3 separate regions of the Homo sapiens genome follow, and regions 2 and 3 are each linked to region 1. The links are chromatin loops, found by intact Hi-C in ENCODE. Cell type or tissue: PC-3. All regions are shown on one strand.

Region 1 (8,000 bases):
TATGACTGTAGTTAAATTGGAATTTTCTTGACTACTGTCAAGAAATGTTAATAGAATTAAGGATCAGGACTACACTTATATAAATGACCAAAAGAAAAAAAAATAAACTTTACTTAAATATTTCTTGGAAATAAGTAGAAATGAGCCCATATCTCAGTATTATAATAAAGACAAATATGTAGATGAGGTAAGACCTATCTAAAGATATTCTAAGTGACATAATGATATAAAACACTTAAGCAGGTTATTTCCAAATAGATATAATTATAACAACTTTGTGCTCTACAATTTTTTGAAGAACTCATAAATATCTGCTGAAGGCCTATGAGGAGCTCACAACAATTAAATAAAATGTCATGAGGTTAGTGAAAACTCCACATAGTGTGAGAATTAAAAGAAAAGAATATATATATATATATATATATATATATATATATATATATATATATATGTAAGTATGAAAGAATATATACAAAAGGCAAATGAGATGTGTATGTGTGTGAGGGTGGGTTGATGGTGTTCGAAAGGGGTACTGTAATATCTCCTCTACTTGTTTTTCAGGCAAAAAAAAAACACCCTTTCTTTTTTATTTTAAATGTATATGCATAATTACTAAGAAGAAAAAAATGTGCCACTTTACTTTCTTTCAGAATAATAATATTTCTTGGTAAAAACTGAAATAAACAATAAAAATGAATTTATTGTTGGCAGAGCCAAAAAATACATGTGTATGTATGTGTGTGTGTATGTGTATATATATATATGTGTATATATATGTATATATGTATATATATATATATGTAGTTAATATCCTTTTGTTTGTTTGAGCAGTAAGCCAATTAAATAACTACAACAAAATATTTTATTAAGGTTGTATCTTCTCTTTACTAATGTTTTTAATGGACCCTTCAAAAATCTATGAGTCCGTAAAAGTATGGTAGATAGTAGGTTTAAAAGGGAAAAAATAAAGGTTTCAATATACATTCACTGAAGTGAAGAAGATGAAGAAAAAAAAATCCTTTATATATCATGTATTTTTCAATGTTTTTAAATCTATATGAGCAAAATTTTGACATAGTAAGTAACTCTTTTGTGATGGGCCAGTTGAATATATTAATACAATGAAGTGTGTAACAAAGAGATGGAGACCTGACAGCCAGAGTCCAAAGTCTGGCTTTCAATTAAGGATGTCTTTAGCTAAAAGACTTTGGGCTAGTTGACTAAAAATTTCATTTTTCACATCTGTAAAATTTGTAGGCTGAATGAGATGGTGAGATCAATAATTTCTAAGGCCATCAGTAGCTGTACAACTCCATAAGTCTGTAAGACTGATGAAAGCATTCTCCTTATGGCTTAAAAGAATTTATAATTCAAGGTTGACATACACAGCTATCTTTCTAAGCATCTTCTCTAATGAGATCCCTTGATACTTCAAATCTAACTTCACCCCAGGAATCTGGGGATGTCGCTATGAGTTTCAATATATTCTAATGCCACCAAAACCTATTTCTGTCCTACTGCCACTATGTTAGTCATATTTTGGTAAGAAAAATTAAATTAGAGTTACTCAGGAATTGCATTGCTTGTTTGCAATTGATACGTCTACATAATTCTATGAATTCCATATTATAAGTGAAAATCTGGTTCTAAGATCTTAACAATACTTCTTCCCAAATCAAGAGAAGTCTAAATTTTTACTTTAAAAATATGTTCATCTTTGCTCTGCATTTATTCAATGGTGTTCCAGTCTAGGCCTACTTACTAGCTTGTACTGACTTCAGATATTTTTATAACGTTCCATTCTCTTTATGGTTTATTTATTCCCCCCTTTATTGAATTACTACAGTCTAGTGCATATAAAAATATTTGAAAGAACAGCTGTGAATTAAAAAGACAGCTCTGAACTATACAGATTTAATAAATCTAAAATTTTATTTAAAATTTATAAATTCTTTGTTTCTTTCTGTCTGTTTTTGCGTCTTGGTAGAATTTTGAAGTGGTGCCACTTGATTCCTTTCTCCTCTTCCTTTGTGTAATTGCTTTACTAGTGATCTGTATAATTTCAGGTGTCTTCATGATGGTGAACATCTACCTTTCACTTCCAAGTTTAAGATACCTTTGAGTGTTGCTTGTAGGTCCCGTCTAGTGGTGATGAATTCCCTCAGCATGGAAATGCAGCCTACCAAAATCTGTGAGATACAGCAAAGCAGTGCTAAGAGAGAACTTTATAGCTTCAATATCTGCATTAAAAAAGTAGAAAGATTACAAATTAACAATCTAATAATACACTTGAAGGGACTAGAAAAGCAAAAACAAACCAAAACTGCAGAAGAAAAGAAATAACAAAGTCAGAGCCGATCTAAATGAAAAAAGACCAAAAAAAAATTACAAAAGATAAAACAAAACTAGATTATTTGAGTAGACAAACAAAACTGATAAACTAACCAATAAGAGACAGGAGACAATAAAAGTAGAATCAAAAGTGAAAAAGGAGATATGAAATATAAAAGATCATTAGAGAATATTATGAATAACTATATACTCACAAACTAAAAAGGCTAAAGGAAATAGATAAATTCCTGGAAACATGCATCTTCCTAAGATTGAACCAAGAAAAAATTTAAAAACCTGAGCAGGCCAATAAACAGCAGCAAGATTGAGTCAGTAATAAAAAAAAAAATCTTTCAACAAAGAAAATCCCAGTGCCAGATGGATTTACAGCCAAATTCTACCAAAGGTATGAAGAACTAATAGCAATCCTTCTGAAACTGTTCAAAAAATTGAGGAAGAGGGAATTTTTTCTAACTCATTCTAGGAGGCCATTATCACCTTGATACCAAAACCAGACAAGGACACAATCACAACAACAAAACTCCAGAACAATATCCCTTATAATCATAGACACAAAATTTTCAGCAAAATACTAGCAAACCAAATACAACAGCATATCAAAAAGATAATACACCACAATAAATTCGGTTTTACACCAGGGATGCAAAGATGATTAAACATATGCTGACCAGTAAATATGATACAGTATATAAACAGAATGAAGGACAAAAACCCTATGATCATCTCAATAGATGCAAATAAAGCACTTGATAAAATTCAACATATTTTCATGATAAAACCCTCATTTAACTAGGCATTGAAGGAACATGCCTCAAAATAATAAATGTCATATATGACAAACCCATAGCCAATATCATACTGAATTAGGAAAAGTTGAAAGCACTTCCCCTAAGAACTGGAGCAAGACAAGAATGCCCGCTTGCACCACACCTATTCAACATAGTACTAGAAGTCCTAGCCAGAGCAACAAGGCAAGAGAAAGAAATAAAAGGTATACAAACTCGAAAAGAGCAAGTCAAGTTATCTTTGCTTATTTAAGATATAATCTTACAGGTGGAAAAACCTAAAAATTCTAGAAAAAGCTCTTAAATTTGATAAATGAATTCAGTAAACTTGAAGGATACAAAAAAGCATACAAAAATCAGTAGTGTTTCTATGGACCAGCAACAATTTAGCTGAGAACCAAATCAAGAAGGTAATCTCATTTACAATAGCTACAAAAATAAATATAAATACCTAAGAATATATTTAACCAAGGAAGTAAAAGATCTTTGGTGAAACACTGATGAAAGAAATTGTAGATGACACAAATAAAAAATATCCCAAGCTCATGGACTGGAAACACAAATATCATTAAAATGACCATACTTTCATTGAATCTGCGGATTCATTGAAATCTATATCAAAATACCAATGTCATTTTTCACAGAATTAGATAAAGCAAACCTAAAATGTATATGAAACCAAAAAGACCCTGAATGGCCAAAGTGATCCAAAGCAAAAGGAAAAAACCTGGAGGTATCACATCGCCTGACTTCAAATTTTATTACAAGGCTTAGAACAACGTGGTACTGGTATAAAAAACAGGCACGTAAATCAATGGAACAGAATAGAGAACCCGGAAATAAAGTCACATACTTATAGCCAACTGGTATTTGACAAAGTAAACAAGAATACACATTGGGGAAAGGACACCCTTTTCAATAAACAGTGGTGGGAAGATTGAATGGCCACATGAAGAAAAATGAAACTGTCACAGGATCCTTGGGGTGTTGTTTCGCCAGCTGGGAACCTCTGTGGCTGGTGACGCTTTTGCCTGAGTTTTGCTCGGGCCTGCTGGGCTCGTTCTGCCTGTTTTGGCCTGGCAGGCTGCGCTTGGCTCGCGCTACTGGCCTGGATGTCACACCTGACATGGGTGAGCCAGGCGTGGAGCAGTGAGGGATGTATGAGGGAGCGAGGTGGGGTCTGGCCACTGCGCACAGCCAGGCATGCCGGCTGGGGGTCGGGGGGTGGGGCAGCTCCAGGTGCCCGCACGGGTGCCGGCTCCCTGTGAGGCTGCGGCTAGACCAGGCTTACTGCAAGCAGCTTCCATGGCTGGCACCAGGGAACGCAGTAGCGCCCAGAAGATTGGAGATGCCAGGAACCGCAGAGCCCCAAAGAGGGTGTCACAGCCCATGCTCGTCAGTGCCCAAAATCCAGAGAGGGCTGAGGCGGCAGGGGCCTGATGTGTCAGCACTGCCCCAAGAGTGGGCACAGCCGACTGGGTTTGTGACAGCACCTGGGCTTGGCCTCAACTTTGCTCTGAGATCGGAGAGGGCGCCGGGAGAGGCCAGGCAGTGAGAGCAGGCACTTCTGAGCCTGCTGGGGCAAGGGGCTGCTTCCCGGGCCCGGAGAGTGCAGAGATGCTTGGGTCCGTAGCCATGGCTTGGGCGGCTGTAGCTGCACCCCAGGAGGCGGGGACCCTGCCTGTCCCTGGCCCCCAAGAGCACAGAAATGCCCGGGTCCGCACACACAGCTGGGTGGCTGCAGCTTCACCTGGGAAGCAGGAGGCTCCTGCCCAGCTAACTCGGAAGGGGGCGGGACTTCCACCTGTTCCTTGCTTCCCTTGGCTCTGTGGAGTGCGCAGCCCCCTCCCCGCCTCCCCCGCTGCAGCCCGCGTCTTCGCAGTGGCAGCTCCAGACGGGCCTCTCCTGCAATCAAAACGGGGCCCTCAAACAACAAAAACAAACAAACACGGCTCCTATCCCCTATCTCTCACCATATACAAAAATAAATTAAAAATATATCAAAGACATAAACATAAGACTTGAAGCTATAAAAATACTAGAAGGAAACCTAGGAAAAACTCATTTGGATATTGGTCTAGGCAAATAATTTATGACTAAGACCTCAAAAGTACACGCAACAAAAATAGACAAACTGAACTTAAACTAAAAAGCTTCTGCACAGCAAAAGAAACAATCAACAGAGAGAGCTGACAACCTGTTGAACGGGAGAAAATATTTGCAGACTATGCATTTGGCAGGGGACTAATATCCAGGATGTAGAAAGAACTCAAATAACCCACCAACAACAACCCCCCACCCCAAAACAAGTAATCCAATTAAAAAGTGGGCAAAATACATTAATAGACACTTCTCAAAAGAAGACATACAAATGACCAATAGGTATATGAAAAAATGCTCAACATCACTAAGCATCTGAAAAATGCAAATTAAAAGCACAATGAGATATAATATGCCTGTCAAAATGGCTATTAGAAAGACAAAAAATACCAGATTTTAGTGAGAATTTAGAGAAAAGGGAACTCTCATATACTGTTGGTGGGAATGTAAATTAGTACAAGCTTTATGGACAACAGTATGGAGATTTCTTGAAGAACTAAAAGTATAACTACAATTTCATACAGCAGTCACACTACTGGGTATCTCCCCAAAAGAAAAAAGATCAATGAATCAAAAAGATATCTGCACTGATAGGCTCATCGCAGCACTATTTATAGTAGCAAAGACATTGAATCAACTTAAGTGTCATCAATAGATGATTGAATAAAGAAAATTTGGCATATATACACAATGGAGTACTATTCAGCCAAAAAAATATGAAATTATGACATTTGCAGCAACATGGACAAAATTGGAGGACATTATCTGAAATGAAATATGTCAGACACAGAAAGACAAATATTGTGTATTCTCAGTCATAAGTGGACATACAAATGTAGAAACATGGACATAGAGAGTATAATGATAGATAATAGTGACTCAGAAGGGTGACAGGATGAGATAGAGTGGGTGAAGAGAAATTACTGAATGGGTATAATGTAAAGTATTTGGGTGATAGATACCCTAAAAGCCTTGAATTGACCTCTTTGTGATGGATGCATGTAACAAAACTGCACTTGTATCCCGTAAATTTACACAAATAAAAATTTAGAATATTTGTTTGGCTCTTCCAATCTAGACCCATATCACTGATCTTTGGTTTCATCTACCAATTTATGGGGTTACAACCCCATAATTACATTTGAAATTACATTTGAAAAAGAAATGTAAGTTACATTTGGAAAAGAAAGCTTTCACCTTTATATAGTAGGGTAAAAATCACTCTTTTAATAGAAAATATATAAAATAAAACCTTTTAAACAAATGACAAAGTTTTTACAGTCAACATTACTATATCTAGGAATAAAGTTGAAAAATATTCCATATGGAAATCCAGTCGGTCAAAAATTTTGGAAGTACAAATAATAAGTAAAATATTTTAGTAAGTGCTAGAAAACATATTAAAATGGCTTATCTTTTCTCTAATTCTGACTGCAGGCAGAAATTACCTTTAAAAGGTTTATCAAATACAAGTGATGTTTAAAATTAGAAAATTAAAAATAAATTCCAATTTCATGCCAAAGTTTTTAATATGCATATTTTGTGTAGTATACTAGAATATCTATATATGAATGTACTCTAAAAATGAATCATATGCCTAAGAGAGTAAGCAAAAGCAGACAGAATGTCTGCTTTCAAGAACCTAGTGGAAGATACAAACATCTTAAAAGTCACAGAAGTAAATCTATTGCAATGATAAATGCAACAAAAGAGAGCTATCAGGATATAAGGTCACTTAAAGAGATTTGATTTAATAAGCTAGGCAAGAATGACTTCTTTGAAAAGGGATAGCTGATCTGGAATGAGTAGAGACACCTAGATAAAAAGAAAGATGGCATGCATAGAAAAGTATTTAGAATAGAAAGCATATGCAAAGAGCCTGTGGCTGAAAGATACAATATGACTATGAGTGACTGATAGATTCAAATGGCTTGACATGTGAGAATAAGGAGTAATATGAAAGGAAGAATGGGTAGAAAGCATTCCAGGTAGAAACAACTGTCTGGATATATGAACATGCTCTGTAACAAAATAAATTATGGAAGAAATGGGACTGAAACTTGTCATTTGCGATGGAGAAGAGAGAAACACAACAGTGAGATGAGAAGGCTAGTGGAAGGTAAGGCTAGAGAGATTGTGGTCAGATCATACAGGACATTGTAAACTATATTAAATTTATGCCTAGTGTTCTAATATTGGAACGCTAAGCATGTGGGAGTTATTTATATCCTACTGCTCAATGTCATAGCCAAGATCTGATTGCAAAAATTCAAAAAATTGCAACCTGAGGCATAAATGGGTTAAAGGGGTTGCCTTTCTCCTTATAAGAACAAGAACTTCTGAAGGATTTTAAACAAGGCATGAATGTGGTGGGGGAGGGATGTTAAGAGTTTCCTTCATTTACATTCTGTAATGTGATTCTTACTTCCCTTCACTGTAATTCTTACTTCCTTACAAGGCAGAGTGAAACCCCAAGGTACAACACACTTCTGGTATGCTCTCAATTAATCATGAACTCCATTACACCTAATCAATTCAAGATGATTCAGAAGGTACTTGAGTGCCTTGATATGCCTCTTGGTCTTGGTTGTGCATATTGAAAATCAATAGAGTACGATAGATACACGGGTTGCAAAATATTGGTCTGAATCAGTCATGACATTATTATATATCTTAAAAGTTACTTTTCTCAGGAAATTGCTTCTAATAGCTTGCTGATGTTTTTTTACTAATTCAAATGAGGAACAGAAATATTTGACATTT
Region 2 (8,000 bases), 650 kb before region 1:
GATGGGGATGGCCTTGAATCTATAAATTACCTTGGGCAGTGTGGCCATTTTCACAATATTGATTTTTCCTACCCATGAGCATGGAATGTTCTTCCATTTGTTTGTATCCTCTTTTATTTCATTGAGCAGTGGTTTGTAGTTCTCCTTGAAGAGGTCCTTCACATCCCTTGCAAATTGTATTCCTAGGTATTTTATTCTCTTTGAAGCAATTGTGAATGGGAGTTCACTCATGATTTGGCTCGCTGTCTGTTATTGATGTATAAGAATGCTTGTGATTTTTGCACATTGATTTTGTATCCTGAGACTTTGCTGAATTTGCTTATCAGCTTAAGGACATTTGGGGCTGAGACGATGGGGTTTTCTAAATATACAACCATGTCATCTGCACACAGGGACAATTTGAATTCCTCTTTTCCTAACTGAATACCCTTTATTTCCTTCTTCTGCATGATTGCCCTGGCCAGAACTTCCAACACTATGTTGAATAGGAGTGGTGAGAGAGGGCATCCCTGTCTTGTGCCAGTTTTCAAAGGGAATGCTTCCAGTTTTTGCCCATTCAGTATGGTATTGGCTGTGGGTTTGTCATAATTAGCTCTTATTATTTTGAGATACATTCCATCGATATCTAGTTTATTGAGAGTTTTTAGCATGAAGTGCTGTTGAATATTGCCAAAGGCCTTTTCTGCATCTATTGAGATATCATGTGGTTTTGTCTTTGGTTCTGTTTATATGATGGATTACGTTTATTGATTTTTGTATGTTGAACCAGCCTTGCATCCCAGGGATGAAGCCCACTTGATCATGGTGGATAAGCTTTTAGATGTGCTGCTGGATTCGGTTTGCCAGTATTTCATTGAGGATTTTTGCATCGATGTTCATCAGGGATATTGGTCTAAAATTCTCTTTGTTTGTTGTGTCTCTGCCAGGCTTTGGTATCAGGATGATGCTAGCCTCATAAAATGAGTTAGGGAGGATTCCCTCTTTTTCTATTGATTGGAATAGTTTCAGAAGGAATGGTACCCACTCCTCCTTGTACCTCTGGTAGAATTTGGCTGTGAATCCATCTGGTCCTGGACTTTTTTTGGTTGGTAAGCTATTGATTATTGCCTCAATTTCAGATCCTGTTATTGGTCTATTCAGAGATTCAACTTCTTCCTGGTTTAGTCTTGGGAGGGTGTATGTTTACATTTTATCCATTTCTTCTACATTTTTCTAGTTTATTTTCTTAGAGGTGTTTATAGTATTTTCTGATGGTAGTTTGTATTTCTGTGGGATCAAAGGTGATAACCCCTTTGTTATTTTTTATTGCGTCTGTTTGATTCTTCTCTCTTTTCTTCTTTATCAATCTTGCTAGCGGTCTATCAATTTTGTTGATCTTTTCAAAAAACCAGCTCCTGGATTCATTGATTTTCGAAGGATTTTTTGTGTATTTATCTCCTTCAGTTCTGCTCTGATCTTAGTTATTTCTTACCTTCTGCTAGCTTTTGAATGTGTTTGCTCTTGCTTCTCTAGTTCTTTTAATTGTGGTGTTAGGGTGTCAATTTTAGATCTTTCCTGCTTTATCCTGTGGGAATTTATTGCTAGTAATATTCCTATAAACACTGCTGTATCTGTGTCCCAGAGATTCTGGTATGTTGTGTCTTTGTTCTCATTAGTTTCAAGCAACATCTTTATTTTTGCCTTCATTTCGTTATGTACCCAGTAGTCATTCAGGAGCAGGTTGTTCAGTGTCCATGTAGTTGAGCAGTTTTGAGTGAGTTTCTTAATCCTGAGTTCTAGTTTGATTGCACTATGGTCTGAGAGACAGTTTGTTACAATTTCTGTTCTTTTACATTTGCTGAGGAGTGAACTCAGCTCTGCACCAAGCAGACCTAATAGACATCTACAGAGCTCTCCACCCCAAATCAATAGAATATACATTCTTTTCAGCACCACACCACAGTTATTCCAAAATTGACCACATAGTTGGAAGTAAAGCACCCAAGAAGTCTTATTCCTGACCATAGGTACCTTTCTTTTTCTCAGTGAATTTACATTAGAAAATGTGTAATTGTAAGTACTTCCCATGCCCCTTTGAGGTGTAAATTCTTATAAAAGCCTCTTACCCTTGTGATAACCCAAGAATGTCTTTCTTAAGGACCTGGGAATCACCTCAGAAATGTAATCATCAAGGAAGAAAGCACCCCTATCTCTCAGTTTCTGTGGGAAAGTAGGAGCTTAACTTCGCCAGGTGCCTTGTCAAACTATATCCTGTCAGGAAGATAGTGGAAAGTTGACTTTTGTTTTGGGTAAAGTTAATTGGCAAATGTAAATTACCTGTGAGTTCCCACCCCAACTTTTACAAACTCTGTTCCCTTTGTGTAGCTGAGAATATAGCATGTATTTGTTACTAAGCTTTTTTTTTTTTTTTTTTTTTTTTTTGAGATGGAGTCTCGCTCTGTCGCCCAGGACGGACTGCGGACTGCAGTGGCGCAATCTCGGCTCACTGCAAGCTCCGCTTCCCGGGTTCACGCCATTCTCCTGCCTCAGCCTCCCGAGTAGCTGGGACTACAGGCGCCCGCCACCGCGCCCGGCTAATTTTTTGTATTTTTAGTAGAGACAGGGTTTCACCTTGTTAGCCAGGATGGTCTCGATCTCCTGACCTCATGATCCACCCGCCTCGGCCTCCCAAAGTGCTGGGATTACAGGCGTGAGCCACCGCGCCCGGCCTGTTACTAAGCTTTATGAACAATAAGGGATTAACACAATGTATAAAAATTTCATGTTAACAAAATTACATACAGTCACATCATCTAAAATTTTAGTCCTTCTAAATAAGGTAGCTATGAATAGTAAAAATTAAAAGTGATTATATTTCATATAAAATATTATAATTGAAAATTTTAAAAATGTAAATTGTAGCTACAGTATAAAGTTATATGAATGATATTCTGTCTTCTAATAATTGTATAAATAATAATCTATAATTAATGTGCTGACATTGTTTTTGGTCTGAGAATATTTCAGTTCAAGCACTTTTTTAAGAAAATAGGCCATATTTGTGTAAAGTTCTAGGTAACTTTTATATTTCAGAGTAACATTTTAAAAACAAATGTAAATAATTTACTCAGATTTTAACATGTTTGATTCAAATAACTAAAAAGTAATTATAAAGAGTCAAAATTTTATATTCCTGGATAATTTGAATTCAATTCTTTAGTTTTTAGGTAGAGAGGCTAAAACCTAGAAACTTTTGATTTTGTATTATTTGGAAAGCTATCCTTAAAAGTTGTGGAAATTTTTTGGCGGGGAGGAATGCTATATGTATACATACAAACTGTGCAAAAAATAGTTGCACAAACAACAAAGTAATACACAGCTTCACATACACAAATTATTCCTTTAATTTTTCTCTCCAGGGACTAAGAAATATAAAATATCTGCACATGGGTATTTTAATTATTTCCTTAATATGTTTGTCTTATAAACATTATTAGCTTTTATTTTAGAAAAAGCTTTTACTTTAAATGAGACAAAAATGACTTTAAGAGAAAGCAGATTTGATACACCTTAAAATTGTCTATTCATAGAAAAACATTTAAAAAAATGAATCATAAACACATACACAAGTGCACACAGACACATGTACATACGCACATGATAATCCTGAGTAGTCATTTTTCCATTGACAATGGCCATTTTTCTATCTTTTAAAACCTTTTGTAGGAGGATATGGGAGATATAACTTTGAAGAGTTTAAATGTTGAGTTATTTAGCTGCATTAAGTGTTTAATTGTATTTCAAGATGTTAGCTAAACAGAAACCCCTTGAAAACATTTTATTTAACATAAATGTATGACTCCCATAGTGGAAATTTTATTAGGACATTTGAAAGAACACCCTTAAAAGACTTTAAAATTATCTTAATAAAGGTGATCCAGATATTTTAATAAACTATTACAGTATACTCCTATTCTATTAAAACAGTTTTAAATTATCCATCTTAGAATGTGTAGGTGAGGGTAACTGAGGAGGTTAAATTAATCCTTCTAACTTCCTGGCTTCTATGAGATGAGGGGTTTTGCTTTCCTTTCAGTAATATTTGTAGGCAGAGTTTGTTTCTTAAACCCTATCCAGTTACATGGCCTTCCTGAAGACAGGACTCTGATGCTGTATCAGTCTGGTTTTCTGTATGGTATTTTCTTCTAGTCTTTCTTTAATAGTCCACGATCTTCATTCCCAGTTATTAGATCTTCTTAATTATAAATTCGTATTTCTTTAAGACATAAAAACCTGCTTTGATGTCTCTTGATTATCTGTAAGTATACTGACTGTATGCTGGGCTCTATCTTACGTATAAACTTTCTCCTGAAATCTGGTCTACTTATATTGTGTATAAGTACCTGCCTCACCCTTATTAACAGATCTAATTACTAGCTGACCCATCCTAATGTTTACTAAGCTGTAAGCTTCTGTTCTGACAGTCTCACTCCTTGAATTTTGCAAGCAACCCATAAGCAGACTATTGCCAAAGTGTGAAGAAATGTACCCAGTTGAGGGACCATGCAGTAGGGGGTGCTATGTCATAGAGAGAGAGGAAGACAGTGGAAAAACAGCTCCAATGCTAAAAAAGAGAATCTAAGAAATTCACCTGTTAATTAGCTCAATTTAGCCATTCTACAATGCATACATATTTCACAATAACATGTTGTACATACTAAATATATATAATTTTTATTTGTTGATTAAAAATTTACAAATAATAAAAAAAAATAATCTGTGCTTTAGGAAAGTAGGACATGTTACCAGGAAATAGAGATTTGTATACCTCGTAAAGCTGAGCAAAATACTATCACCATACTCCACTCATGAACCAGATAAAAGTTCAATCTCTACCAAAATTAAACATCAAAGTAGGGCCCTCATGTAAATAGAACACTAGAGGAATTCTAGCAATTGTGTCTCAGAATTGAAAAAGCCAGGGAAACGTTAATAGTGGAATTTTGACTCAAAGATTTCCATCATGACTAGACATGGACTGATAGACAAGTGTCCTGAGGATTTTCCTAAATTCAAAGCCAGTGTTTGAATGACCTGAGTTTAATGACCTAGAAGGCTGAAGGTACTTAGGAATGTAGAGGAGATGGGTTTGAGAAACATCCCAGCCATTCTCACCTTGCTCTGAAATTCCACAACTAATTTTGTTGGATATGTAGTTCCTAATTTTATAAAAGTGAATTATGATCTAAAAAATGTAGAGAAATTAATTTTTGATTTGTTTTGTTACCAAATTATACCCCAAACTGGTAGTCCTAGAAGCAATTGTTTCAAGTGGCTAATTTTATTTGATCATTCAGTCTGTGTGTACTAAGGATTTCTTTCTTATTTATGTATGTATGTATGTATTTATTTATTTATTTATTGAGATGGAGTCTCACTCAGTCATCCAGGCTGGAATGCAGTGGCACTATCTCAGCTCACTGCAACCTCTGCCTCCCAGGTTCAAGTGATTCTACTGCCTCAGCCTCCCGAGTAGCTGGGACTACAGGCATGAGCCACCATGTCCAGCTAATTTTTGTATTTTTAGTAGAGACGGGGTTTCACCATGTTGGCCAGGCTGGTCTTGAACTCCTGACCTCAAGTGATCCACCTGCCTGTGCCTCCCAAAGTGCCAGGATTACAGGTGTGAGCCACCGCACCCAGCTTGAACTAAGAATTTCTGAGTGTCCTTCTTTTATTTATCTTAATTGGAATTAAATACAAAGAGGACTGGGTGGTGAAGCAAAATGGAAGGAATTCTATAGCTTTCTGATAAAAGTAGATTCAATTTATTTTTAATTGATTTCTCTCTTTTAGTATGGAATCTTTGCCCAAAAGATCCAGATACTTAGGAAATATGACTTAAGAAGGCCTCAATCATATTCAAACTAGTATTTATTTCTATAATGTTAAAATAAAATTAATATTTAACAAATACTTTTTTCTTCCTTCTTGTATTAGTTTATTTTTGCACTGCCATAGAGAAATACCTGAGACTGGCTAATTTATAAAGGAAAGAGGCTTAATTGACTCACAGTTCTGCATGGCTGGGGAGGCCTGAGGAAACATACAATCATGATGGAAGATGAAAGGGAAGCAGGCACTCTCTTTACAAGGCAGCAGGATAAAGAGTGTGAGTGAAGGGGGAAGAAGAGGCACTTATAAAACCATCAGATATCCTGAGAACTCACTCTTACTATACTGCTCTCACTATACTGAGAACAGCATGGGGGAAACTGCCCCCATAATCCAATCACCTTCCTCCCTTGACACACAAGATTTACAGGTCCCTCCCTTGACACGTAGGTATTGCAATTCGAGATGAGATTTGGGTGGGCACACAGAGCCAAGCTATATCATTCCACCACTAACCCCTCCAAAATCTCATGTGTTTTCACATTTCAAAACCAATTGTGCCTTCCCAACAGTCCCACAAAGTCTTAACTCATTTCAGTGCTCACTCAAAAGTCCACAGTCCAAAGTCTCATCTGAGACAAGGTAAGTCCCTTCTACCTATAAACCTGTAAAATCAAAAGCAAGTTAGTTACTTCCTAAATACAATGTGGGTACAGGCATTGGGTAAATGCTCCCATTCCAAATAGGAGAAATTGGCCAAAGCAAAGGTGCTACAGGCCTCTTGCAATTCTGAAATCCAGTGGGGCAGTCATTAAATCTTAAAGCCCCCAAATCATCTTTAACTGCAGGTTTCATACCTGGAACACACTGATGTGAGGGATGGGCTTTCACAGCCTTGGGCAGTACCTTCATGGGCTGGCACTGAGTGCCTGTAGCTTTACCAGGAACACAGAGCAAACTGGTGGTAGACGTAAAATTTTGGGGTCTGGAGGATGATGGCCTTCTTCTCACAGCTCCACTAGGCAGTGTCTCAGTGGGGGCTCTGTGTGGGGGCTGCAACCCCACATTTCCCTCCCACACTGCCTTAACAGAGGTTCTACATGAGGGCTCTGCTCCTGCAGCAGACTTCTGCCTGAACATCCAGGCATTTCCACAAATCTTCTGAAATCTAGGCAGAGGTTTCCAAACCTCAATTTTTGACTTCGGTGCACCCACAGGCCCAACACTACATGGAAATCACAAAGGCTTGGGGCGTGTACCCTCTGAAGCAACAGCCTGAGCTGTACCTTGGCCTCTTTTAGCCATGGCTGGAGCTAGAGTCGCTGGGACACAGAGCACCAAGTCCTGAGGCTGCATACAGCAGTAGCCAGGCCCTGGGCCTGGCCCATGAAACCATTTTTCCCTTCTATACCTCCAGGCATGTGATGGGATGGGCTGTTGTGAAGGTCTCTGACATGCCCTGGAGATATTTTGCCCATTGTCTTGGTGATTAACTTTGGACTCCTCATTACATATGCAAATTTCTGCAGCTGGCTTGAATTTAGCCCCGGAAAATAGATTTTTTTCTACCACATGGTTAGGCTGCAAATTTTCCAAACTTTTATGCTTTGTCACCTCTTGAATGCTTTGCTGCTTAGAAATTTCTTCCACCAGACACCCTAAATCATCTCTCTCAGGTTCCAAATTCCACAGATCTCTAGGGCAGCAGCATAATTCTGCCAGTCTCTTTGTTAAAGCATAGAAAGAGTGATCTTTGCTCCAATTCCCAATAAGTTTCTCATCTGCATGTGAGACCAACTCAGCCTGGTTTTTGTTGTTTACATCACTATCAGAATTTTGATCAAAACCCTTTGACAAGCCTCTAGGAAGTTCCAAACTTTCCCAAATCTTCCTATCTTCTTCTGAACCTGTCTCCACCTATTCCAGCCTCTGCCTATTACCCAGTTCAAAAGTAGCTTCCACATTTTCAGGTTATCTTTATAGCTGTACCCTATTGTCCACAGTATCAATTTAGTGTATTAGTCCATTTTCACACTGTTATAAATGACTGAGACTGGGTAATTTATAATGAAAAGAGATTTAATTGACTCACAGTTCCACATGGCTGGGGAGGCCTGAAGAAACTT
Region 3 (8,000 bases), 450 kb before region 1:
GATTATAGTATATAGTGCTAGGAGGTAGGAAGAATCAACTGCATATTTCAAGGGCAGGGAATACCCGAACTCTCCCAAAACTAGCATACTTTTGTTTACAGTGGAAGTCTAGGTAAACTAGTGTCTTATCCCCATCTCAACTTAACTTTCAAATATATGAAACATTATCTTTCACTTGGTAACTGGCATCTCCCTATTATAAGGCATGTATCTGTCATCAGTTGACAGCTACCACTTATCAGAGGAATAGGACATTTGTTGCACAGAGCATTCAAATATATTAAAGCCATTTTTCTCCTTTCTACAAATTTTGTATAGTGCAATGACATATGAATCAATTGGCAAACTATTAATAACTTCTCAATGAGTTTACCCCCTTCATTTTTCAGAAGGGAAAGGAATTGAAGAGCTGAATAGATCCAGCATGCCAGTACATTTACCCTTTTACTGCTTTTCATTTTAAAGTTACTATCTTTTTTGCAAGGGCAAGATACTAAATGAGATGATTTATATTTTTTCATGTTTGCTTTCAAAGATTAATGAACACCACCAAAAGGAATAAAAAAAGATAATATTAGGTAGGGCCAACATATGAAGCAGAGGCAGTAGTTAATATATAAACTAAAATTGCACTGTTGTCCACCAAAATGGTTTATTTCTTAATTTTTATGTTTATTTGAATTAATTTGGCACAAATTCAGTAGTTTTAATTAATAGTAAATTAATAGTTTGTCCTGTTTAATGTTTATATGTACCTCCTGTATGGGATGACTGATGGTTTATAAACACCTTTGGCAATTAGTGGGCAGTTTACTGTATCTTTTGGAAAACCAGTGGGACTATTTTTCACAATAGTAACAAACAAAATACAACATACCAACATATTATATAGTTATCTGCCTGAAACAACACATCTTACATTATGAGTAGATTAACTAATCTCAGGTGGATAAATTGAAGCAAATAATAGCACAATTTCTAGTTTTGTTTGCTCTTTCCTTTTCAGTAGCACAATTTCTAGTTTTGTTTGCTCTTTCCTTTTCAGAAACACAACAAAACTACTTGATTTGAAAGTACATTTTTGTAAAAGCCCAATATTTTCCCTTTTGAAATTTAGGTAACATGATTACTAAACTTTAACCATTCATACACAGAATAATAATCTAAAACTGATGCTGATCTAAGACATCAAATAAGTCTAGCTAAAGCATATTATAGTGACAGAGTAAAAGGAGTAGACTTCCTTAGCTGTGTGTACAGTAAATATTGCTTAGGACAAGAAAAGAGCACAAGAATAATGCTTAAGAGCCTAAGTGTAGAAATCTGTCAGCTTTGCGATTGAAGCTTGGGTCTTAAATTTTTTTGTTCTGTGATTATGCCTTGATGTTTGCACAAACCACAACATGGAGCAAGATTGACTCTCTAAAAGTTTAAACTTTTTACTCAAGTATAATATACATACAGAAAAACATACAGCTTGGTAGTTTGCACAAACACCAAACAATAATATAATCAGCACCCAGATCAAGAAACAGAGCATAACCAACAGCCAGAATCTTCCCTTATGCTCCTCACCCATCAGCTACTGCCACTCCCTCTCCAAGAATAGCTTCTACTTTAATTTCTAAGTGTACAAATTAGCATGCTTGCTTTTTTGTTTCTGTTTTCTTGGTATGGTAGTTTACTTTAAGAAAAAAATTACAAAGTATGTTTAAGTAATAGAAAAGACAGCTGTTATAACTGAAATTCAGATTCTTGAAAACTTGTTTAAAAGATTTTGTGTGGGGATAAACATGCCTGAATAAATTAGTTTTATTGTTATATCATTACCCACTTTTAAAAGTAAAGGGCTATTTAGGAATTATATATAATTATACAAAGTTTGAATTAAACATAACGAGATAAGTTTCCATGTGACATGGTGAAATTATCACAACTTCTAATTATTTCTCAAATATGCTGTATGTTATGAAGTGAACTTAAGAAAAGTTTCTGTTCATTTATGGTTAAAGCCCTCTTTTTCTAACTCCTCATATAATAGCTATTATTGTTTTAATATCTTCTTAAATAATTTCTCTCTTATTCTCGTTACATCTTTCTTCTACCCTTTCTTCCTTCCTACTTTAATTCTTTCCTTCCTTCCTTCCTTCCTTCCTTCCTTCCTTCCTTCCTTTTTCCCTTCCACCTCTTTCCTCACTCCTTCTCTGTATTATTCCATTTTCACACTACTGATAAAGACATACTGGAGACTGGGTAATTTATAAAGAAAAAGAGGTTTAATGGACTCACAGTTCTGCATGGCTGGGAAGGCCTCACAGTCATGGTGGAAGGCGAAAGGTATGTCTTACATGGTGGCAGGCAAAGAGCAAATGAAGAGCCAAGTGAAAGGAGTTTCCCCTTATAAAATCATCAGATTTTGTGAGACCTATTCACTACCACAGGAACAGTATGGAGGAAACCACCCTCATGATTCAATTATCTCCCACCGGGTCCCTCCCACAACACGTGGGAATTACAGGAGCTACAATTCAAGATGAGATTTGGGTGGGGACACAGCCAAACAATATCATTCTCTGCCTCCCTGCTTTGTATGTATTTACTGTAAATTAACCACATGTCAAATACTGAGGTAGACACTGAGAACATAACACAAGAACATTAGTATACTTGTCTTCAAAGTGCAACTTATATATGGAGGTAGAAGAGACTTAAGCCAACAAAAAAGTGAAATGCTAACCTGCATTTTGGTAAAAATACTGAAGTATTTTCTCTCTGTCTTTATTTTGTCCCTTAATTTCCATAATTGGAATAGATGTCCTTTATCCATTCAATGGATGCCTATCAGATTTAGCTTTCTATAAAAATTTCAAGTTAAATTTTTGTTAAGATGATAATAAAATTTAGTGCTGTTGCTTCCTATATGAAATTTCTGCAATGCTCGTGAGGACTCACATGATGCAATAAAACATACTATGTGCAAACCATTTTCTAATATGCTTCTAGCATACCTGTCTACATCACAGGCCAATATAATAAATGTTTAAAATATGAATTAATAACTAAAGGGGGCTCTGAATTACATAATAATGTAATACATAAGTCCGTAGGTGCTGAGGCCTAAAGTCAAATCTTTTCTCCTTCACTTTCAAGCTATGGGACTTTGGAAAAGTTACTAAAATTATTCAAGCCTCAGATTCCTCATCCTTAAAATAGAGATATCAATGGTGCTGACTTCATAGGAGTTTTTAAGAAAATAAAATGAACTCATATATATAAAACTACTAATACATTGTAAAAGCTCAGAAAATAGTTTAGCTAATGTTTTTGCATTCATAACTATTCATTTCCTAACTTTACTCAATATTTTCATGAAACTATCCTTTCTTGTAGCATATAGTCTTCAAAAAGTTAAAAATACATATCTTTACTATAGAGGTAGAAGCCCTTATAATTCCACAAATATTAATTTTATAATATTAATTTATAACAGATGCATTCATTATGATGTGAGAACCCAAAAAGATGAATGAATATTTTCAGAATAAGATGATACATCCTCAGAGGGTAGGGTCACCCTAATAGTTGTTGGTTGAATGTTCAACAGCTGTTTGAACATATTGTCATTTGGGAGAAAAAAGAACCAATTCATCAAAATCAACAGTACTCACAGAGGGAGTTGTACAGTCTCATAGCTACCTTTATATCAAATCTACTCTTTAAAAAACAACATGTAAACCATCTGTTATACATAAGAAGACACAAGTTAACAGTAACACTGTTATTTTCAACATAAGTGGAATCCCTTAATGTAATTGTATAAATAGCATGGTGTGTGTGTGTGTGTGTATGTGTGTGCAGCCTTATGTATTTGAGTGGAACAATTCCATAACGATTAAATAGAATCAAAACTGGGTCTACAGACAGTTTCAGAATAAATAGTAGAAAATTGCAGATGGACTAAAATGTCACAATGCTAAACTTTTAACAAAATTTCTATCCATGAAATGATTTTATCAATGCTTATTACTCGTCTTATAGGGGAAGGATGGCTTTTTGTTTTCTGGCTTAATGTTATAAATCGATAGGTATTGGGTGGTGGAAAAATATAGACTCTGTTAGAGAATGGAGCCAGAGGAGGCAAAATTGTCTACAATCGGCAGCTACCTTTTATGTGTGAACTCAGTAGAGCTTTTCCTTCCTGGTACCTGACTTGAGACTATAAGCACCCTGGCTACTCGATTCTCACCTTCCTCAAAATTAATTTTGTTTCTACTGTGGCTAGAAGATGAACATATTTTTAAAAACTCAAGTTAGTGATTCATGCTAAAGAAAACAAGCCAGTTTTCAAAAATAATAGTTTCGTCATGAGTCACAGTGACATCAGATGGCATAAATGCTTTGTCAAGTGGATCTTACTCAAGAGATTCCAGCATCCCCTAAATGACTCATTGCTCTTGTGCTGATAAAACACAGCCCAGCATATTTCTTTCCCCACGTTTTTTGAGTTTCTCCTGTTGACTTATACAAACTGTCTGAAGTTTTTCTTATTTTTTATGGTTAGTCATTGATTATGTTATTCATGGATCGAGAACTGATAAACATCTTAATTTCAGAAAACACTTTCTTGCTCCCTATGCCATCCTTTTATATATTTTTTTGAGTTGGAATGTTGTATTTTATTGTTGCAGGGTAAAGAAGCATAAATTCTGTATGTATACATTCCAAAAATATTTCAACTTTTAAAAATTGTGGATATCTTTTAAATATAAGTTTATAAGTTATTTATTCTCCAAACGTATCTTTTATTACAATATTAAATTTATTATCTTCTCATTTAATAAATAAATGAAATGGGAAACTGCCACAAATTTAGAATCTAAAGGGTTTATTGTATATGCAGGTACTTATCTAACATAAGAAATCATCACCAGCACATGGCAATATATCAAAATTGAAATCCTCTCCATTTAAAATTGTAGTCTGCTCCCAGGGCAGGACAGATTTTGTGGGCATATGATCTGTGCAGTTAAACAGTCCCCACAGTTAAAAGGTCATCATGGTTTATGGCTCTGCTGTTGCTGTTTTGAAATTCTTAATAATTGTTAACAAGGGGTTTCACATTTTCATTTTGCACTGGGTCATTCAAATTGTGTGTCTGGCTCTGATACAAAACAACACAAATATGAGACATATTAAATTCTTCGTTTTTGTGTAATTTAATATATTAGCAATTTAATTTAAAAATATCAGCTTAATAACTAAATTTGTGAGATGAAAGTCTATCTTGTTTTCATATTTTTTTCTTCCATTTATCCTTTATTCCAAATTAATAGAGATCTTATACTACTGAACTAAAAAAGTTGTACTACTTAAAAGAAAAAACAATATAAGAACCAAAAACCAATTTTTAATTAGTGTTAACAGTGTAGTGACCATCTATACACAAAATCTTAAGTACACATTTGTGATTATTTCCAAAACTATGCGGTAGATCTGTTTTGGTATACTGACTGAATCCTCTTTATTGGGCCAATGTGCCCATCTCCCCGTAAATATGAGTGTTGGTTCCTAATGTTCAACTTTAGCCCTTCCCCAGCTCCTGGTACTGGCAGCTAAGATGGCATCTCAGGAGCGCCAGGTACAGACTTTACCTTAGATGAATCTTTACCCCCTTTTGGCTCTTTCTCTATTCCCATACTGTTTCTCTTCCTACATTGAGTCAATAAATTATTAGTATTATTTTATAACTAATTTATATTTTTATTTCAAATTTTTGGGGGGTACACGTGGGTTTTGGACACATGGATGTTCTTTCGTGGTGATTTCTGAGATTTTGGTGTACCTGTCACCCGACCAGTGTACACTGTACTCTATATGTAGTCTTTTATCCCTCAATCCCCTCCCACCCTTCCGCATCTAAGTCCTCGAAGTCCATTATATCATTCTTATGCATTTGCATCCTTATAACTTTGCTCCCATTTGTAAGTGAGAACATATGATATTTGGTTTTCCGTTCCTGAGTTACTTCAGTTAGAATAATGGTCTTGAGGTCCATCCAAGTTGCTGCAAAAGACATTAGTTTATTCCTTTTTATGGCTAAGTAGTATTTCATGGTGTATATATACCACATGTTCTTCATCCACTCGTTCGTTGATGGGCAGTTAAGTTGGTTCCATATTTGCAATTGCGAATTGTGCTGCTATAAACATTTGTGTGCATGTGTCTTTTTCATATAATGACTTTTTTTCCTTTGGGTAGATACCCAGTAGTGGGATTGCTGGATCGAGTGATAGTTCTACTTTTAGTTCTTTAAGGAATCTCCATATTGTTTTCCCTAGTGGTTGTATTAGTTTACACATTCCCACCAGCAGTGTAAATTGTTCCCGTTTCACCACATCCAGATGAAAATTAAGTCCACAATGAGATGCCACCTTACTCTTGAAGAATGGCCATAATTAAAAAGTCAAAAGAGTCAATAAATTATTACAACCAAATCTCTTCTCAGGCTTGATTTCTAATTTAAGTCAAACATGCACTTAAGAAAATGTAAGTGTTATGGAAGCTGATGTAAGACAACTCATATCCCTGGAAGTGGAACCAGAGACAATGATGAATAACTTTAAAGAAATTGCTTACTAGAAAGGTTGCACAATAATATCATACTTCCCACCTCAGAGGTTCAAGGGTATTTACTACATCTTTATCAGCATTGACTGTGAATGTGCAAAAAAAGAAGAGGGGTGGCCATTTTGATAGTGAAAACAGACATCTTGCTTTCAGTGTAATTTACTATACTTCAATGACTAGTGAAGTTGGAAGGTTTCTAATATGTCTATTGACAATTCTTATGAGTTCTTCAGATTTTTATGGGGATAGAAGTAGAAATTAGTATTATTTATTCCATCATAAAAATAATGATCTCATAATCACCTTTATTTGAAGGACAATATTATGAAGGTTAGTGATTAATAACTCTTAGTTGTCTCTGAGAACAGAAAAAAGTAACTGGCCTCAACTCGAAGAACAAAGACATTTTTGTGTGTATACAAGAATTTTATGCCATCCAAGAGTATTAGCACAAATAAATAAAGGCAATTTGTAAATTTTTTCCCTGAAAATCTAAAAAACAAGAAAACTATCTCTTCAGGGTGATTATAATTAGGTCTATGAGACTCTCAAGGTCCCTTTAGTGATTCAGAATCTATAGTTAGAAATACTTATTTTAAAATGTTCAGGCAGAGAGGGAAGGTTCCTGCTTTTAATCCCAGCACTTTGAGAGGCCAAGGTGGGGGGATCACTTGAGACCAGGAGTTTGAGACCAGCCTCAAATATAATATCTATAAAACATACATACATACATACATACATATGTAAAATAAAAGTTTTCAAAACATAATCACAAATCTTCTATATATGCTTACAGTAAAAAAAATGTTTCTTAGGTATATAAATTTCAAGATTTTTTTCTAATACTTTGAGTCTAAGTACAAAAGTGACCTGATTGTGATAATTTTATTACATAAATGCTAGAAATACAAAATAAATAATAAAGATTTGTATTAGTACATTTTTACACTGCTGATAAAGACATACCTGAGACTGGGCAATTTACAAAAGAAAGAGGTTTAATGGACTTACAGTTCCACGTGGCTGGGGAAGCCTGACAATCATGGTGAAAGGTAAAGAGGAGCAAGTTACGTCTTACATGGATGGCAACAGGCAGGAGAGAACTTGTGCAGGGAAACTTCCCTTATAAAACCATCAGATCTCGTGAGACTTATTCACTATCACAGGAACAGAATGGGAAAGACCTGTCCCCATGATTCAATTACCTCCCACTGGGTCCCTCTCAAAATTCAAGATGAGATTTGGGTGGGGACACAGCCAATTCATATTATTCTGCCCCTGGCCCCTCCCAAATCTCATGTCCTCACATTTCAAAACTAATCATGCCTTCCCAACAGTTCCCCAAATCTTAACTCATTTCAGCATTAACTCAA

What was found. Peaks named below come from ENCODE experiments on the same cell type or tissue, not always from the same donor. Only the 100,000 strongest peaks of a DNase experiment are listed, where the experiment ranks them.
Region 2: it touches region 1 in a loop (9-fold over the local background); 11 of 110 quality-filtered maps call a loop at or near these places.
Region 3: a loop joins it to region 1, with 5 times the contacts of the local background. A loop is called at or near these places in 2 of 110 quality-filtered maps.

Annotation. Positions count from the first base shown.
Region 1 is chr12:86,261,465-86,269,464 of GRCh38, reverse strand. LOC105369877 (a long non-coding RNA gene) reads right to left here and starts at 7,452. Exons shown (of 3, transcript XR_001749240.2): 1 at 2,117-7,452. It also overlaps a transcript of MGAT4C not described here. RefSeq lists an enhancer at 4,487-5,170. In PC-3, no CTCF peak of the experiment used is centred here; a DNase peak (open chromatin) is centred at 4,214; H3K4me3 peaks cover 1,533 bases; H3K27ac peaks cover 658 bases.
Region 2 is chr12:86,911,462-86,919,461 of GRCh38, reverse strand. No RefSeq gene overlaps it. Among named protein-coding and RNA genes, the nearest start is that of MIR3059, 170 kb to the right of the region's middle. In PC-3, CTCF peaks have their summits at 4,327 and 4,532 (motif pointing right); a DNase peak (open chromatin) is centred at 4,531.
Region 3 is chr12:86,708,948-86,716,947 of GRCh38, reverse strand. It overlaps a transcript of MGAT4C not described here. Among named protein-coding and RNA genes, the nearest start is that of MIR3059, 32 kb to the left of the region's middle. In PC-3, no CTCF peak of the experiment used is centred here; a DNase peak (open chromatin) is centred at 4,417; H3K4me3 peaks cover 368 bases; H3K27ac peaks cover 1,920 bases.